Regions from separate parts of the Homo sapiens genome. Here all the other regions are linked to region 2. Evidence: chromatin contacts called from ENCODE Hi-C or POLR2A ChIA-PET data. All regions are on one chromosome and are shown on one strand. The core of a region is the stretch at or near the end of the contact, and the rest is flanking DNA. Distances in the headings are between cores, read along the strand shown.

Region 1 (3,959 bases), core at 1,443-3,942, 580 kb after region 2:
CAAGGTGGGGCTGGTCTTAGAATAGAGCAGGGGTCGTTCATCCTTAATAGCAGGTGGGAAAGCAGAGGAAATAGGTACAGATGATGGCGAATGAACAGGCAGCGTGTATGCACCTGTGAAAAGTATCCTCTGATATACGCAGAGCAGAGTAATGTTAAGGGCATGACCTCTGGACTGCCTGGGCTCAAATTTCTGCTCCACCACTTGCCAGCTATGTGAACTTGGGTACATATCACAACCTTTCTGTGTCTCAGCTGTCTCATCTGTAAAATGGTGCAATAAAAGTATGCACCTCCTGGGGTCACTTTGTTTCTGGCACATGGTAAGTATCACATCAGCTATTACCTACCACTAGAGTCAACTCCACCGGAGCAGGGACTTTGTCCGTTTTGGTCACTGATATGTCCCAAGTGCCTACAATAGTGTCTGCCATGTTGTGAGTGCTCCAAAACTATTCATTAAGAGTAGCATGACCGATTGCTTCTGTTTGCTCAGGTTGGCAGGAAGCAAGGTCAGCAGAGAAGGTAAGATGCTGGCGGAGGTGATGGATGCTTGAAGAGGAAGAAGAAAGTACAAAATGGTTGCCCAGGAAAGTGGGAGAACAAACGAACTGGGGCAATAACATATGTGCTGGGCAACACTGAGGCCCACTTGAGGTTGGAGATCATACATTATCTTAAGTGAGAGCAGGCAGAAAGGTTATACGGGAATATGGTTATAAAGGGCAGGGAGGGTGGTGGGGAGGCTGTCACTGTGTTGGTTACAGGCAAAGCTGCTGACTTGCTCCACCATCAACAGCTTGAAGGATAAGCATGTGACTGGGTCTAGTTGATCCAAGTACCTCTGATCCCCTGGCCACCGTGACTGGTGCAGGGATTGCACCTGACCGGAGATGGACCAATAGAGCTTTCCTCAGGATTTTGCTGCAACGACAAAAAAACTGCCCTTTGTTGCCTTGAGAGCTAAGCTGGTAGGAAGATGCCTCAAGCCTTGGGGACCACCATGTAGTATGAGTCGGCCTGGGATGAAGGCAACACAAGGAAAACAGTGTTAGGAAACAGACAGAGAGTCCCAGTGGCCTTGTTGGAGGACCTGGATCCAGAAATGCCTGAAGCCGAAATCTATGCCGGACCACACACTAGGAGATGTCTGTTTTTCTACAGGCAGTGTAAGATCAATCTGTCACTTGCAACTCAATGAGTCCTGACTAATACAGAAACCTTTGTCACAGGGCTTCTGGGACAATAAAATGAAATAATCCATGTAAAGAAGTTTACACAGGGTCTGGCACAGAAGAGGGATCCTATAAAACTGCACCACTTGTTACTCTGATGATACTTATGTCAACGATGTAAATGTTTCACTCGAGTCTCCTCTGTGCCCAGGCTCTGTGCTGACCCCTGTGGACACAAAGATGAATTAAGTCCTGGTCCCACTAAAGGAGTTCACAGTCTAATTGAGGAGACTTAAATAGACCATTAGAGTTTAAGTTCATTAACAAAGAATTCTGAGCATAGTATGCCTGGGCCTGGACTGGGGTGGGATAGATGGAGAGTGACCCAGTTTTACCTGGGAGTCAGGAAGGCTCCCTGGAAGAGGTGACATTCCAGCTGGGGGTGGAAGGACAAGTGTCAGTTTGTGGGTGAAGAAGGGAGTTGGACATCCCTGACAGAAGGAACAGCGTGTGCAAAGGTCCTGTGCTCTGACCATCGGGAAATAGGGAGTTGGGAGAACCAGAACAGTGGGAAGCTGAGATGCAGTGAGGCCTGTGGGGCTGGAGTGAAGGTCACAACCTTGAAGCCCTAAAGGCTGAATCATATGCAAATGTGCCTTATTGTGGCCCACTCTGTGTGTGTGTGTGTGTGTGTAAGCTGCCCCCATTTGGAAATAAGGAAGTTTCACATTAAAATCTGGGTTTCCAGCTTTTCTTGAGAGATAAGAAGATCTGGGTTAGAGCTCCCACCTTTGCAACAGGTAGCTGGAGCTGAGTATCCACTACCCACCTTTGACAGGGGAGCAGCCCTGCAGACTGCATCCTGCTGATCAATGAACGGGTCCGTCTGCACACCCAGGTGGCCTTCCACAGGTGCAACCCCTTCCCAGCTCCCGAAGGCATTTGAATTTGGGACTAAACACCCCCTTCTACTATATAATTAATATTTGGAACACAGTAGCTTTTGGAATAATAGCTAATAATAAAAACAATTTTAAGGATTGAAAGCCAGTCCTAAGTCATATTGGATGACAATTCCTGCACGGGGTATTGAAAATGGCAAGGAAACTAGCTGCTGTTTAGTGAGTGCTTCCTCTGAGCCAAGCAGGTGCCAAGTACTAAGCATGTGTTTTCTCATTCAATTCTGGCAACAGTCTTGTAGATGTCATTATTACTTCCATTTCACAGATGGGGAACTGAGGCTCACAGAGAACTGAGGATTTGCCTAAGGTCACATAGCCAAGGAATGGCAGAGCTGAAGATTTGGGTTCATATCCATCACCCCCAATGGCTGACTGTTTTCTCACCTGTAGCCCTCAGTGTCCAAAGTCCCCAGACCTACCCGGTCTTGACAAGTTGCTCAGCTGCTCCTGGGTGGCCTGGCATGCTGTCCAAATGGCAGTGGTTTCAGGCGGGCGGTCGCTGGCAGCTGTGGCAGGTGGAGAGGAAGTGGGGGAATCGCTGGGACTTGGGAATCCCTGCCACTTCTGCTTTTCCACTCTTTAATGAAGCTCTCCTGGCTGCCTTGTCCCGCCCTTTTCGGGGCCCACCTCCCAGAGGGTTGGGCAAGCTGCCTCATCCTCTGCCCACAAGCAAGAGCGGGTGGAAGGTGTGGGAAGAGGAAAAGACAGCCTTTTCCAAGCGATGTCTCTAATCTTGGTAGCAGGAAGGTAGAATTAGCCCCATTTTACAGAGAAGGAAACTGAGGCACAGAGAAACCATACAGCTTCCCTTTCCCTCCCACTCCATAGTTGTGTGCCCCAAGGGGAGCCTGATCCCTGCTCTTGGGACTCACAGGTGATAATCAGACCCCTGCCAAGTACTGGGAGCAGTGGCTCTGGTCTCCTTCCCCAGCCCCCTTCCTGTCTTTAGCCTGACTTGTACCTCGCTTCAAATCTCAGCTCTGTCCCTCCCTAGCTATGAGACCTTGGGCAGGTGACCTCATATCTCTCTGCTGGTTTTCTCCCCTTAAAAAAAGTTTAATGAGGCTGGGCACAGTGGCTCACATCTGTAATCCCAGCACTCTGGGAGGCTGAGGGGGGTGGATCACCTGAGGTCAGGAGTTTGAGATCAGCCTGACCAACATGGTGAAACCCTGTCTCTACTAAAAATACAAAAATTATCTGGTTTGTGGTGGTGCATACCTGTAGTTCCAGATACTCGGGAGGCTGAGGCAGGAGAATCACTTGAACCTAGGAGACAAGGTTGCAGTGAGCTGAGATCACGTCACTGCACTCCAGCCTGGGCACAGAGCGAGACTCCGTCTCAAAAAAAAATAGTTAATGAAAATAACAGTTAACATTTATTGAGCACTTACTATGTATCAGGCATTCTTCTAAACAATTTCTCTTCAAATTCACTGAACACTTACTTTGAACATCCCTTTATGGTAAAGATGTTATTTTCATTCTTCAGCTCAGAAAACTGAGACTCAGAGAGCTACGTCGCCAACCACGCCACTCAGCTATTAATGGTACTGCCGTGATTTCTAACCAGCGGGCTGGCTTCAGGGTATACCAGTTAGCCACTGGGCTCTGCTGCTGTGGAGGGGATAATTCACAGACCTCGTGATTACTTCATAGTACAGCTGGTACTGCAAATAGTAGGTACTCAATAATGTAAATTCCCCACGCACACCCTCTGCAGTTAGTGCCCTGCAGGTCTGCTTTCAGGCTGTCCTGAAAGCCAGTTCCTACCTGGAATGCAGACACCTCTCCAGCATCTCTGTACCCCATCACTCCCAGCA
Region 2 (3,745 bases), core at 44-2,543:
AGTGTGAGGACTGTGGGTAGTATAGTAGCTAAGACCACAGCCTAGATTTGAATCCTGGCTCTGTCTGCACTCTGTACCTCGGCATCCTTTTCTATAAGATGTGGGAAAAAATGGTATGTGTCTTAGAAGGTATGAAGCTCAAATGAGAAAATCCATTTTAGGGGTTTGGCTTGGTGCCTGGCTCACAGTAAACCAGAAACACCAAGTATTAGCTACAAACAAGCCTTGTTTCCTCTTGGCTGTCAGGCACTGCTGCTCGCGGTCCTTGCCTCCACCCACGCCGTCCAGCCGGGTCCATACCTGAGAACGGCTGCCGCGGTCCGAGCTTTGCCCCACGCCAGAGTCATCGGCCTCTGCCTGCCCCGGGGCGGCCGCGGCGTCGCTGCTGTCGGCGGACACGGCTTCTGAGGTGCCCACACCCAGGCCGCTCTCAGAGGGCTCCTCGGGCCGGCCAGGCCCAGGGGCCGCGTCGCTGCTGCTCTCCACCTCGTTCTCCTCCATCTGATCGGCGGGCTGCCTGACAGCGGGGCGTAGGGTCTGGGAACTTCACTCTGAGAAGAGAGGTGACCGTGGCTGGAACAAGTGGGCCATCTCCCCAGCCCCGGCAACCACGGCCACCCATTTGCACCCCTGCGCCCATTTTGCAGATGCGAAGATTGAGTCTCCGACGGGGCGGAGCTTCCTGGTGTATTGCGAGGGGAGCTCGGGAAAAACTTGACGGAGAAGCTGTGCTTCCCAGGCTAAGGCCCTTCCCGGGAGGGTGGTCAATGGCTGGTAATCTTGACCCTTTCCCTCGCCCCCACGATTCTCGTGGAGCGTTCCGCTCTGTGAGCCCCATCCGGGCCCAGTGGTTCAGCCCTTCGGCCCCCGCGTCCCCCCGGGTTGCAGGGCCGGTGGTACAGCCCGCTGGCCCCCTGGGTCAGTGGTTCGCTCCCCCCCGGTTCCCCTGCGGAGGCGGCTGACAGCGACGGTCTCGGGGCCTGGCGATTTGGGGCTGTCCCCGGCGCTGCCTGTGCTCCAGGCCCGACGCCATCTTGTGGTGGCGCCGGGTTTCCGCTCAGGCAAGTGCGAGAGCGACTAAAGGGCCTGGGACCCCGGGGCCCTGTTCGGACAGCCCCGCCGGCCTGGGACCTCGCCTCCGGGTATCCCCGCAGTGTGACCTCACTCCACGGCAGGGTACGGTGGGGCCGCCTAACTCTACCCGAAGCTCACCCGAGGCTTTCGTAGCCACGTTCCTCTCTGACTCCGGCATCGACGAGGTCGCCATCCTCTTTCCTCCGCTGCGGAGGAACCCATCGGCCTATTGTAGGCCGGAACTACTTCCCCCGCTGGCCCCGGGAAAGACACATTTTCAGTGTTCCGGAAGGTCGCTCCGAGGCCTCAAAACCATAATCGGGTCTCAACAGACTCTGGGACTTTATACGTCGCCCGGTGTTTGGCACTGAGCCCACTATGGTTTGGGGACTACTTTATCTCGGCGGAGTGTTACGTAGGAAGTGGTTGTGACGTCATTCTGGTCCCTTCCCTAGGCCGCAGGGTTGGGCGCGGCGAATGCGCGCCCCGCTCTCTTGGGGCGTGGCTCCCAGTGGGGGGCGTGGCTCCCGGTGGCTTGGCCGCGCCCCTCCTACAACAGCCCGGAAGAGCGTGTGGCCGCGGGCGACTTTGGCTTGGCCAAAGAGGAATTCATGTTGTCAGTCATTTTACCTGACTCATTACTTATTACTTAGCGCGCTGCTGCAACCCAATCGAGCTCTGCCCGTTAGGTTTGATGTGTTTTGTTGGGAAGGGAATGTATAATTATTGTACAGATAGGGAAACTGAGGTCTGGGTATGGGAAGGGCTGGTCCAAAATCACATCCAATAAAGGGACTCAGGAGCTAAGTACGGATGGCAGGAGTCGGGGAAATGGAAAGAAGTTAATGCTTGTCCCTTAGGTTTGTATACATATTTGTTAACATTAATAGAGCTGAGGCCGGGCGCTGTGAGTCACGCCTGTAATTCCAACACTTTGGGACGCCAAGGCAGGAGAATCGCTTGATCCCAGGAGTTCCAAACCAGCCTGGGCAAAAGAGCGAGACCCCATCTCTACAAAAAAAAGAAAAAAAAGAAAAATTAGCCAGGCATGGTGGCGCGTGCCTATAATCCCAGTTGCTCGGGAGGCTGAGGTGGGAGGATCGCTTGAGTCTGGGAGGTTGAGGCTGCAGCGAACCGTGATCACACCACTGCACTTCAGCCTGGGCGACAGAGCGAGACCCTCTTTCAAAAAATAAATAAATACAAGTCAACTACCTATCCTTTAAAAGTGGAGAAAGAAAAAAAATTTTAATTAAAAGTCAGCTGCCCTTAAGGTATGTCCTTCCTCCGGAAATGTCACCTTCTGTTTTAAGACTTTTAGCAGTTTGCAGTGGAAGAGCACAAGAGGGAGTAAGGCGCTCTGGTTTTTGTCCCTAAGTCTCTGTAGTTCCATAGGCTATTTTCCTTAATTGAAAGATACAAATTTTGGGGGAAAAAAATCTCAAAAAAACTCCTAAGCAGGCTGGGCGCGGTGGCTCACGCCTGTAATCTCAGCACTTTGGGAAGCTGAGTCGGGCGGATCACCTGAGGTTGGGAGTTTGAGACCAGCCTGATCAACATGGAGAAACCCCATCTGTACGAAAAATACAAAAGCAGCTGGGCGTGGTGGCGCATGCCGTAATCCCAGCTATTCAGGAGGCTGAGCCAGGACAATAGCTTGAACCCGGGAGGCAGAGGTTGCGGTGAGCCGAGATCACGCCATTGCCTTCCAGCCTGGGGAACAACAGCGGAAACTCTTGTCTCAAACAAACAAACAAAAAGTCCTAAGGAGAAGACCTATTAATAAGGAGAAAAGGTCCGGGCTCGGTGGGTCACACCTGTAATAACCAGCACTTTGGGAGGCTGAGGCCGGTGGATCACTTGAGGTCAGGAGTTCGAGACCAGCCTGGCCAACATGGTGAAACTGTCTCTACTAAAAATACAAAATTTCACTGGGTGTGGTGGCGCGCGCCTGTAGTCCCAGCTACTCGAGAGGCTGAGGCAGGAGAATCGCTTGAAGCCCAGAGGCGGAGGTTGCCGAGATTGTGCCATTGCGACAAGAGAGAAACTCCGCTTCAAAAAATAAATAAATAAATAAAAATAAAAAGGACAAAGGGTGCTTTGAGCTGTTATTTGTGTGCACTTGTGTATGAGGGGATTCATCTGGTCCTTTTCTTAGGTAAAGTTTTCTTTCCTAGGTTTCCCTTTTGGGTTGAGGGAATGGAACAGGAGGCCTCTGGATAGGTTAGGACCCTCATCCCCTATCCCTTGCAACCAGCAGGACCAGGCCCCAGAGCAGCTCTGAAGAGCTAGGTCAGCACTGGCATGATGACATGTTGGTTTTACTATCTCCAGGCAGTTTTCCCGTGTGGACCCCATTCCTCAGCCCTACAGAAGCATCTGCCCCCTCATGCCAGTAGGGTAGTAGGGTGCATCCTACATCTGACCAAGTCACCTCTCCCAAGTTTGGGGTACTCCGAAGTAGCCCCACAGTACCCTCATTCCCTTCCCCACTAAGACTGAAGCCTCCTAGGAGGTAGAGTCTGCAGTGAACTATGAGTGCGCCACTGCACTCTGGCTTTGGTGAGAGAGTGAGACCCTGTCTATTAAAAAGAAAAAAAAAAGACTCAACCTTAATCCTGGCCTTTGCCACAGCATCACAAGATTGCAGAATGTCATGGTACAGATGAAA
Region 3 (3,953 bases), core at 1,206-3,705, 540 kb before region 2:
AACTTTTATTCTATGCTAGTAATTTGATTTGTAGCTCTGACTTGTTTCTTCCTTGAGATTTTCAATTTATTTGCAGTTTTTTTAGTGGTGTTACCTAGATCTTCAATTTATTTCTTTAACACTCATTTTTAAGGGTCTTTTAAATTTTTATTTATTTTAAAATATTTATTTATTTATTTATTTATTTTTAGAAATGAAATCTTGTTATGTTGTCCAGGGTGGTCTTCAACACCTAGCCTCAAGCAATCCTCCCACCTTGGCCTCCCAAAGCACTGGGATTACAGGTGTGAACACTGAACCACTGAACCCAGCCTAATGTCTTATTTTATTAAAGTTTTTGTTTTTTAAGCTGAAAGCCCTCCTATAAATTTTTCCTTTTATCAGATTTTCTGCTGAATTCAGTTATCTGTGTCTGTTTCTTTTCTCCAGCGTCCTTTCCTTTTTAATTTTCTTCTTTTTTTCCTTTCTTCCCTCCCTCCCTGCTTTATTTTCTTTCTTCCTTATAACTGTATGTAGTATGGTGCATAGCTACTCTGTCATTTCCCTTCATCTTCGTCAGGCTCAGTTTGGGCAACTCTGCCCTGTCCTTTCGCTTATTCTAATTGGTGTCAGTATATTCTCTTTGGTTTCCTTCTCACCATATCTGAGATCTATTGTTATTTCCATCCCTACCCCCCAAATTGCAGTCTGAAGTTTGCCTCTATACACTTCTGTGGAGCCTAAAGTCATGGGGTTGAGGGAAGAAAGGAATGCTATTGGAGATGTCTCTTGACTATGATGGGCAGCCTGGGCTCTGCTCTCTGGAGATTTTCTTAAATTCCTGGAACCACAGTTGGCTTCCTCTAGTGACGTGTTATTCCATTTTTGAGAAAGTTTCCCTGGAGCTTTGGATCAGCCAACCAATTAGAAATTTGAGCCTTGGGGAATGGCAAACCTTGGTGGGCTTTTTATCTCTGTGGAGACCCCAAGAGCTTGGGTGGGACTTGAATTTTCTGGGGATGCATCTTGACTTTTTGCATGCAGTTCTCTAACACTCCTCCCCAAAACTCATATTAAAATTTAATCCCTAATGTGGCAGTACTGAGAGGTGGGGTCTTTAAGAGGTGATTGGGTCATGAATGGATTAATCCATTCACAGATAAATGGATTAATGGATTATCATAGGAGTGGGACTGGTGACTTTATAAGAGGAAAACACATAGTTTAGCATGCTCAGCCCCCTCACCATGTGATGTCCTGAACTGCCTCAGGACTCTGCAGAGGGTCCCCACAACAAGAAGGCTTTCACCAGGTGCATCCCCTTGACCTTGGGCTTCCCAGCCTACAGAACTGTAAGAAATAAATTTGGTTTTTAATAAATTACCCAGTTTCAGGTATTCTGTTAAGACACAGGACAAGAAGGCTACTCAGTTGCAAGCAAGAGCCATTTCTTATGGAAAAGGAAGTGTGAGTCAGAGTGGAGCCAAGAACCTCTGGCAACAGGTGCACAATTCAATTTCAGAATTGCCGGGGCTCAGTGATTGCTCTGAACTTCCCCTTTTAAAACGGTAGTGAACATAGTGGTTTCCTGTGCCAATCTCGCCATTGCAGGTTGGGTGCATGTGAGGCAGAAAACATGTCTCTTTAGTTCACAGGTTTTCAGATGGAGAGAAACTCTACCCACGGAACAGAACCCAAGACGCCTCTTTGCAGCTGGACTTGATGTAGATAAGCTCCAGAAATTGGAGCTGAGTTTGATGTCAAAATAGGATGAGGTGTTTGTTTGTTTGTTTGTTTGTTTGTTTGGTTTTAAGACAAACTCACTCTGTCACCCAGGCTGGAGTGTAGTGGTGTGATCACGGCTCACTGCAGTTTTGACTTTCCAGGCTCAAGCAATCCTCCCACCTCAGCCTTTTGAGTAGCTGGGACTACTACAGGTTTGTGGCACCGTGATTGGCTAATTTTTTATTTTTTATAGAGATAGGGTCTTGCTATGTTGCCCAGGCTGGTCTCGAACTCCTGGATACAAGTGTTCCTCCCACCTCAGTCTCCCAAAGTGCTGGGATTACAGTCATGAACCACTGCATCTGGCCAAGATTTTTTTTTTTTTTTTTTTTTTTTTTTTTTTTAGTGGGAAGTAGGGCAGTGGGGGTAGGTGGGGACGGGTCTTGGAGGAAGTTATATTTTACATATAGGAAAATTTTAACTAATCTGTCTCAGTTTAAAAACATGTCTGCAATTTTTCTGGCACTTGTCCCATTGAGAATTGGGGTCAATCCCCTTTTTGAATCTGGGCTGACCTTGCCGACTCCATCATGATCAGTAGAATGCAGTGGAAGAGATACTGTGTGATTTCTGAGGCTAGGTCAAAAAAGGCTGTCCTTCCATCTTGCACTCTTGGGATGCTGGCTCTGGGTGATGCTGATGTCCATGTGAAAAGTCTGACTACCCAGAGGCCACTGCTGAAAAGAACACATGCAGTGGACACCGGCCAACAGTTCCAGCTGAGTTTAGCCTTTTAGTTTAGCCTTTCTGCCAAGGCCCTAGACATGTGATTGAAGCCATCCTGGGTCCTCCAGCCCAGCCCAGCCCAGCTGGGTACCACAGAATGACCTCAGACATGGCCACAAGGAGCAAAAGAATTCCCCAACTAAGCCCCGCCTGAATTCCAGACCTACAGAATCCACGTGCATCAGAAAAGAGTTGTTGTTTTGTGCCACTAAGTATGGATCCTGGTAGGCAACTCACTGGAACAACTGGTGAGAATTTTCAGGACTTTTGTATTATTTCCTCTTTCTCCTGCACCTCTTCTGGAACAGAGCAGTTGGGGATAGGACCATGACGAAACACATCAAGATATTCTATATTTTTCTGTTGCTACTGCTTTTTGAAGTTTATGGAATGAGGTTCTACTGTTTCCCATGGTGGTTTACTGCTGCTGATTTTTTTTTTTTTACCTGTTTTTTTTTTTTCTCCTATCCAATTCAATAGAAACCAGAGAATGAACATTCTATTGTGAAACTATCCTGCCATCTGCACTTTACTCAGTGATATGGTTTGGATTTGTGTTGCCACCCAAATCTCATGTCAAATTGTAATCCCCAATATTGGAGGTGGGGCCTGGTGGGAGCTGGTTGGATCATGGGGGTGGATTTCCCCCTTTCTGTTCTCCTGATAGTGAGATCTCATGATACTTGGTTGTTTAAAAGTGTGTGGCACCTCCCCCCTCTCTCTTTCGCCCACTCCTGCCATGTAAGACATGTCTGCTTCCCCTTTGCCTTCCACCATGATTGAAAGTTTCTTGAGGCCTCCCCAGCTATGCTACCTGTACAGCTGGCAGAACCGTGAGCCAATTAAACCTCTTCTTTATAAATTACCCAGTCTCGGGTAGTTGTTTTTTTTTTGAGACGGAGTTTTGCTGTTGTTGCCCAGGCTGGAGTGCAATGGCGCGATCTCAGCTCACCGCAACCTCCGCCTCCCGGGTTCAAGCGATTCTCCTGCCTCACCCTCCCAAGTAGCTGGGATTACAGGCATGCACCACCACCCTGGCTAGTTTTGTATTTTTTTTTTTAGTAGAGACAGGGTTTCTCCATGTTGGTCAGGCTGATCTTGAACTCCCGACCTCAGGTGATCCGCCCGCCCCGGTCTCCCAAAGTGCTGGGATTACAGGCATGAGCCACTGCACCCGGCCATTTTTTGTTTGTTTGTTTTGTTTTTTTGTGTTTTTTTTTGAGACACAGTTTCACTCTTGTTGCTCAGGCTGAAGTGTAATGGCGCGATCTCAGCTCACTGCAACCTCTAACTCCCGGGCTCAAGTGATTCTCTTGCTTCAGCCTCCAGAGTAGCTGGGATTACAGGCATGTGCCACCACACCCAGCTAATTTTGTATTTTTAGTAGATGTGGGGTTTTTCCATGTTGGTCAGGCTGGTCTCGAACACCCGACCTCAGGTGATCTGCCCTCCTCGGCCTCCCA

Evidence for each region. A loop is a pair of places that touch in the nucleus more often than their neighbours do. ChIA-PET counts read pairs that join two places held with the same protein, here RNA polymerase II (POLR2A). Pooled maps may share reads with other maps.
Region 1: a pooled map shows a loop between it and region 2 (6-fold over the local background). The contact joins the promoter of OCSTAMP here to the promoter of ZNF335 in region 2. A Hi-C loop is called at or near these places in 1 of 37 single-sample maps with no recorded cell type and 2 of 50 pooled maps.
Region 3: a pooled map shows a loop between it and region 2 (4-fold over the local background). The contact joins the enhancer-like site here to the promoter of ZNF335 in region 2. A Hi-C loop is called at or near these places in 1 of 37 single-sample maps with no recorded cell type and 4 of 50 pooled maps. POLR2A ChIA-PET finds 5 or more read pairs at or near these places in 1 of 52 experiments (activated CD4-positive, alpha-beta T cell).

What each region holds. Positions count from the first base shown.
Region 1 is chr20:46,547,962-46,551,920 of GRCh38, forward strand. It overlaps OCSTAMP (osteoclast stimulatory transmembrane protein), which reads right to left and starts at 2,693. Exons shown (of 3, transcript NM_080721.3): 1 at 2,556-2,693. The coding sequence starts at 2,599.
Region 2 is chr20:45,970,910-45,974,654 of GRCh38, forward strand. It overlaps ZNF335 (zinc finger protein 335), which reads right to left and starts at 1,294. Exons shown (of 28, transcript NM_022095.4): 1 at 1,213-1,294; 2 at 301-551. The coding sequence starts at 501. RefSeq lists a silencer at 806-925 and an enhancer at 1,696-1,915.
Region 3 is chr20:45,430,981-45,434,933 of GRCh38, forward strand. The region is part of intron 2 of LOC105372631 (a long non-coding RNA gene); the gene reads left to right. Among named protein-coding and RNA genes, the nearest start is that of MIR6812, 7.4 kb to the left of the region's middle. Within about 2 kb of position 2,456, at least 13 of the 41 ENCODE cell types and tissues checked have a DNase peak (open chromatin) inside an H3K27ac peak, as active enhancers do.